2 separate regions of the Homo sapiens genome follow, and region 1 is linked to region 2. The links are chromatin contacts, found by Hi-C or POLR2A ChIA-PET in ENCODE. All regions are on one chromosome and are shown on one strand. The core of a region is the stretch at or near the end of the contact, and the rest is flanking DNA. Distances in the headings are between cores, read along the strand shown. Region 1 overlaps MRTFB (myocardin related transcription factor B). Region 2 overlaps MRTFB (myocardin related transcription factor B).

Region 1 (3,186 bases), core at 550-3,049, 71 kb after region 2:
GAAGCAATGCCCTTGAGAGATCAGGGGGGATGGTACCCAGTAAGAAGGAGCGCCCTGGACGGGAGCTCAGAGCGCCCAGCCACCGTATGGAGGGACAGCTGAGCACAAGCACACACCCAGGTGGGTGTGGCAGTGGAGTCTGCAGATGTTCTCTTCTCATTCCTTCTGTGTTTTCAGCATTTGGAAGCAAAGCCATCAATTGAGGGTGAAAGGTAGAAAGAGGCGCCAGAGGACCGAGAAAAAGGGGGAACCAGGGAGTGAACGATGAATGGACACAACACCTCTCTGAGGCTTCAGCACCTCCCTCTTCCAGGTTAGTCAGCCCCTCCCTCTTGTTTGCCTCTTCATATAGGTTAGAAGCTGGCAGTGGGTGGTAGAGGGGATAGAGCCACTTCAGCAATACCAATACCCAACTCTCAGTTTGCCCATGCAGGTCCTTGAAGCCAAGCACCAAGCACATCCAGAAAACTGAAATGAGTCCACCAAATTCACGTTAAGCAACTTCAACTGGATTCTCAATGTTTCTGAAGTTCTTTATTCACCTCTAGTGAATGTTCACCTCAATGTCCACAGCAAGTGGGGATTTTCTACCTCCTTCAGGACCCAGCACCACCCCCTCATCACTGAGCAGATGAGCTTGGCTTCTATTTTATTAAGGGCAAAGGCCACTTGATGTGAGCAAGCTTCTTAAAACTTCCTTCTCTCTGACTCAAAATCTCTGCATGTTTAACATCTACTTGTCTTTCCCTGCTGCCTCCCAAATGTTATTTTCTTCTTTCCAGGGTTAACCCCACCTCTCCCTCTACCACCTGCACCTCCAATCTGCAGAACTTTATTCAGTTATCCTATCTCTTTTTACCTCTCAATTTCTTAAATTTATAGGCTAAGGTATTTAGGGGAAAGAAACAAAGGAAGTTACAGAAGTAGGAAAAAACATGGAATGCTCATATAAACAGCAAAAAATCGGTATTGTTACACTGCAGGGTGTGTTAGAAAGAGAAAACAAAGTTAGATGGATAGGGTGGGATCAGATTACAGAGGATCTTAAAAACCACAGAGCAGGTTGATGATTTCTGAGCAAGAAAATGCTCATGATGGAAGTACTGTTTAAGGGAGACGAGATTCAGAGCATGAGATGGGACGGGACAGGATGGGAAAGGAGGGATTCACGCTGGGAATAGGGGCAAGTTTGGGGCCTTGGGGCAGAGAAAGGGTGGAAGGCAAGAGGATGATGTAGTCATCCTGACAAATATAACTAAAGCCTGGTCTCACGTGGAGCAGCGAGGAGGAGAAAGGAAAAAGACAAGACATTTCCTAGAGAAAAAATGGACAGAACCTGGTGACTGATGGCATGCTGTGGATGAGTTTCAAGCCGAAATTCCAGGAGAGGGTGGTGTGGCTGCTGCAAAATGGAAGGCATGGCACTGTACTGGTAGAGAGCCTGGAATCACAGCACTTTGAAGCTTAAAGGGGCCAGGACCTCTGAGGTTATGGGATTCAGCTCCCCCAGTTTATAAATGAGGAAGTGGAGGCCCAAAGACATGAAGAGATTTGTCTAATGTCACAAAACTAGTTGCTGACAAAGCTGGCACTAGAACCCTACCTCCCTGACTGCCTTCAGAGCTCCTTCACTACTCCACCGCCTCTTATAGGATCCATTCTCAGTTTCCTATTTGCCCACCCTGACCCAAGGCCTAAACTCGCACTGTCAAAAACTCTACCAGGGAACCAGCCATGTGGTTTTGGCCTCTGCACATATCTGGTCCAGGAGGATTAGCTCTCAGCCACCAGGGCTTCAAGGCTGCTGGTCTGGCTTTACCCCAGGACTTTCCTGAAGATAAGCTTGCCTTGCCCCTTCATAGGGAGCCCAGCTCAGACTTTGAGACTTCTCCAGACACTGTTTTGATGTTTCTAGTAAGTCCATATTTCAAGGTAGTAGAGTAAATAAGACACAAGCTCTACTCTAAGGATCATTAAAATGATTTTGAGATTAAAGGGCAAACCATATTGACCCTTATGGTTTCCTTTTTCCTCTCCTTTTCTGACTCAGGAACAGAATTTAAGATGCTGTTTGGCTGATTTGTGATGAAAATCTTGAGCCATGTGTATGGTTCCCTGGCAAACACTGGAATTTGTATTTGATATTCTTTATACTGTCAGCTCATAGTACTCTACTGACAACAAGAAGTACTCTATAATTTTTAGCAGGGCCTCTACATTTCTTTACAGGCAACATTCATGAATAAAACAGGAGTTTCTAGATAATTTCCTACTGACTTCAGAACTTTGAAAGAAGTTTACAAAAACATAGCTTCCACGGTTCTTATGGTAACCAGGGACAATTACTTATACTAAATAAAAATGGACAACTTGGTGATCTCATCTTCTCCATCGGTGTCAACAAGGACTTTAACAAGGTACCACGGACTTTGGCAAGCTGTCCATATTAAAATAGCTATTTAGAGTGGACAGTACTGAACTATTTGAACGTATTAAGTACCAGTATCTGCAGTGATGACAATTCTGCAATTAAAATGTACCCAATTCAGGTATCAAACCTCACCTTTTGGTTTATGTTTTCTTCTTGATATCCTCATACTATTCATTTTGAAATTAAATTTTTTTTTTAACCACACACTTCAAGCATCTCAGAAACTTAAACTGAGTACATCCGTTTGCTTAGTGGCTTCGAGACATTCTCTTTTGTGACTAAGTGGCAGGTGCTGTTCAGTTTATTTTTATGCGTGTAAACTAAGCCCTTGAACTTAGAGTGAGGAAAAGCATTCAGCTTAAACTTTAGAAAGGAAGGAACTACACAACAGCTTCCTTGGGAACAGCCTGCTTTTTCAGCTTCCTGTATAAAAATAATACCATATTTTTATAGAAATTGCTAAGAAACAATGAAGAAATTATATTTAAGCCTTTGGACAGGTAAGCCTTAAATCCTTTAAAGATCAATTTCTTCTAATAATTTTGCTACTTAAATCAAGCCAGGAATAGAAAAAATGACAAATAAAATAGAAATGGGTACAAAGTTTAAAATGGATTATACAATTTTCGAATTACTACAGAGGGGTGCACATATGCTTCCAGTAAATAACAGACATTAACACTTCTGGCCTTAAAAGTCCCAAATATCAAGCTACTGTATTCGGCAGGGGAGACGATGGGGGAAAGGTTTTCTTT
Region 2 (2,795 bases), core at 44-2,543:
TGACTTTCATTATTTATTTTAATGCCCAAATTGTCCCAGATTTGGCTAGTGTGAACTCCCAGTTTCTTATTGTCATGATTCTATCATTCTTTGAGCAGTTTATTACCTTCTTACTTCCCGGCACAAGATGTCCCAGACTCATGTTGTACTTTTTCCCTGCTTTGTTTAGAACCCAAGGTCTGAATGCTAGGTATGCTCACTGCTGCAAGGGTGTCACTGTTCCCAGGCCTTCTCTGCAGACAGAGCTGAGGAACATGTCTGAGTTTATATGTGTGTGGATGTATACACACACATCTACATAACATTTATATCTCTATATATGAATGGATGTAAATATACATCTATATTTAAGTACGTATGTCTGTATTTATTTATATGTATTGAAAACCATGAGTTCATCCCAATGCCTCCAATTCCATTCCAGTGCCACAGGTTCGCTCTCATTTTTTTCTGTATTTGTGGCCCCTTCTCCTACAGGGAGAAACCTGTCTCCCATAGCTTCTGCCACTCCACTCATGGACACCCTGTATACATCACCACTGCCACTGCTGTGGCTAAAACTGTGCAGAAGCCTCTTCACTCTACACTGGCCTGCCTCCCCCTCTCCCACGGGGCAGCTGCCTAGCTCAGCTCCACACAATGCCTTTTGGAATGAATTAGGGAGAGATGGAGGAGACCTGCAGTATCCCTCAGTAGGAGAAACCCCCACCACTGTCACCTGAATTGCTTTCCAGTAGGTTTGCCCTTGTTCCTCTACTATATGTGGTACATCATCTTCACTGTCATTTGGCTCTAATGTCACGAGTAACATTTAACTTCAAATAATATGTGATGAAAGTCACTTCTGCTATGATAAATCTGCTTCCATGGTGTTTGTGTGTATGCACACTGAAAAGAGCTCTTTTAGTATGAAAGAGATGACCATAAATCAAGTCCATTTTCCCACCACCCCAGGCAGATATTTAATAAGTGTGAGAAAAACTGTATGGCTTAGAGACTAGGAACAATCCAAGAAAGTCTTCAGGGAATCAGAATACAAACAAATGCAGCTCAAGGGACTTACACAAAAACTTGGCAGAGTTAATATATGCTTATAAAACTACTGATAAAAAGAATATTGCTGTGATGATACTATACTTCACTATGAAAAAAACCTCGTAATATTTCCAACTGGGCAATGTTTCACAATGTAAAAACATTCAAGAGTAATGAATAAAATAATTAGTAACAAATGCAAAGAGATGGGTAAATATTGAGGCATACTTTTCTGGTAGCATTCTTGACATAAAGATTGAGTAAAGATGACCTTTTCTCTTCATCTTCTATGTCTCAGTACTTGCTAATAGATCCTCAGTAGCTATTCACTCAAGTGAATAATAGTAAGCTTTGCAACTTCCTTCACACAGGCTGAGTCAGAGTATTACAAAATCTACACAGATAATGAGATTGGATGTATTTAGGAAGGAAAATTTCAGTCTAGGGTACACGTAAATTTTTTTCCTAATGCTACCATATTTTTAGTAAAATACATATTTGATCCATATTTTTCTCGCTTTTAACATTATAAACACCACCGTAAAATACTATACCTTTAGACTGTTACTAAATGGTTATGGTAAATCCCAACGGTTAATTAAAAAAAAATTTTTTTTTATTTAAACAAAGAACACTTAAAGAGTGCTATCTCTTAAATCAGATAGCATGTCTTTAAAGTTCTTTATGGTTATCACTTTTAAAATATATATTGAAAAAGTCCTTCACTTTATCACTTTAAAAATATATACTGAACATACAGTACTTCAGATGTAAACAGATTAACAAATTAGCCCCTATGAAAACCGCTGTTTCATAAGGAAGGATACATTTTTCTGACCTTTCTAGGGTAATAAGATTTTGAAGGAAATCATCCATGTTTCACAGTTAAGCACTGCAGCAGAATTGAACACCACAACAGGGCCAAACAGTCTGATCACTGGTTTGTCATCTGTGCTTGTTGTCCCCCACCCTGGAACAGACCGGCACACCAGCACATTCAGCACCTCCCTCCCCTCCAGGTTTGCTTCACCCTCTCTGAGGACATGAAAGGCAAAGAAGGCTTTTCAGGGTTGGAATTTCCCCATGCATGGTCCCATGACAGGCCTGTGCTCGGACTGAGGGAGAGTGCTGTGTGGGACAAGGGAATGGCAGCACAGGCAGAGGACAGCTTGCGTGGCTCCTCCTCAGGCAGCCATTCACATGACAGCGGCAGCCTGCAACACAAGTGTTCTGACTACACTTGTGTAAGAGACTGGGGCCATTTGTCTCTTCCTGCTCCAATCATTAGCATGAGTAATCAAGAAATGACAGAACACACTTTCATCAACTTAGAAAAAGTCATTCAAGTCCTGTCTCCATTTCTAAGCTTTATAGTTACTTATATAAATACAACTGACTACAAGATTTACAACAAAGAACTTTCCTCAGATGATATGATCAGTCTTCCTCAAATTCTGAGATAACTTCCCTAGCTATGGATATTTGAAAGACTTTTAATGTCATTTCATCACCTTATTGATACAAATATGTCTAGACATCATTAATGTAACTCACTGAAGGCCAATGTGCATTTACTAAGATCATTCTATGCACTGGGGACATGTTAGGTGTGTGTGTGACACAATCTCTGTCTCTTAAGGAATATGGTCTAGAGCTTTTAACTATTTCTGACTGCCACTTTCTCCTCTTTTCCATTCTTTTACTCTTATTAGAATGTTCTTTATACCGGTGCTTCTGTAATTATCTGTGGTTAAGAGAAA

Evidence for each region. A loop is a pair of places that touch in the nucleus more often than their neighbours do. ChIA-PET counts read pairs that join two places held with the same protein, here RNA polymerase II (POLR2A). Pooled maps may share reads with other maps.
Region 1: a loop to region 2 is called in a map of endometrial microvascular endothelial cells, with 5 times the contacts of the local background. The contact joins two enhancer-like sites. A Hi-C loop is called at or near these places in 15 of 168 maps with a recorded cell type or tissue (Caco-2, DLD1, PC-3 and 9 more), 1 of 37 single-sample maps with no recorded cell type and 9 of 50 pooled maps. POLR2A ChIA-PET finds 5 or more read pairs at or near these places in 8 of 52 experiments (BJ, IMR-90, PC-3 and 5 more).

The regions. Positions count from the first base shown.
Region 1 is chr16:14,108,829-14,112,014 of GRCh38, reverse strand. The region is part of intron 2 of MRTFB (myocardin related transcription factor B); the gene reads right to left. Among named protein-coding and RNA genes, the nearest start is that of MRTFB, 39 kb to the right of the region's middle. Within about 2 kb of position 1,799, at least 3 of the 41 ENCODE cell types and tissues checked have a DNase peak (open chromatin) inside an H3K27ac peak, as active enhancers do.
Region 2 is chr16:14,180,054-14,182,848 of GRCh38, reverse strand. All of the region lies in intron 3 of MRTFB (myocardin related transcription factor B), which reads right to left. Among named protein-coding and RNA genes, the nearest start is that of TRT-CGT2-1, 100 kb to the left of the region's middle. Within about 2 kb of position 1,293, at least 2 of the 41 ENCODE cell types and tissues checked have a DNase peak (open chromatin) inside an H3K27ac peak, as active enhancers do.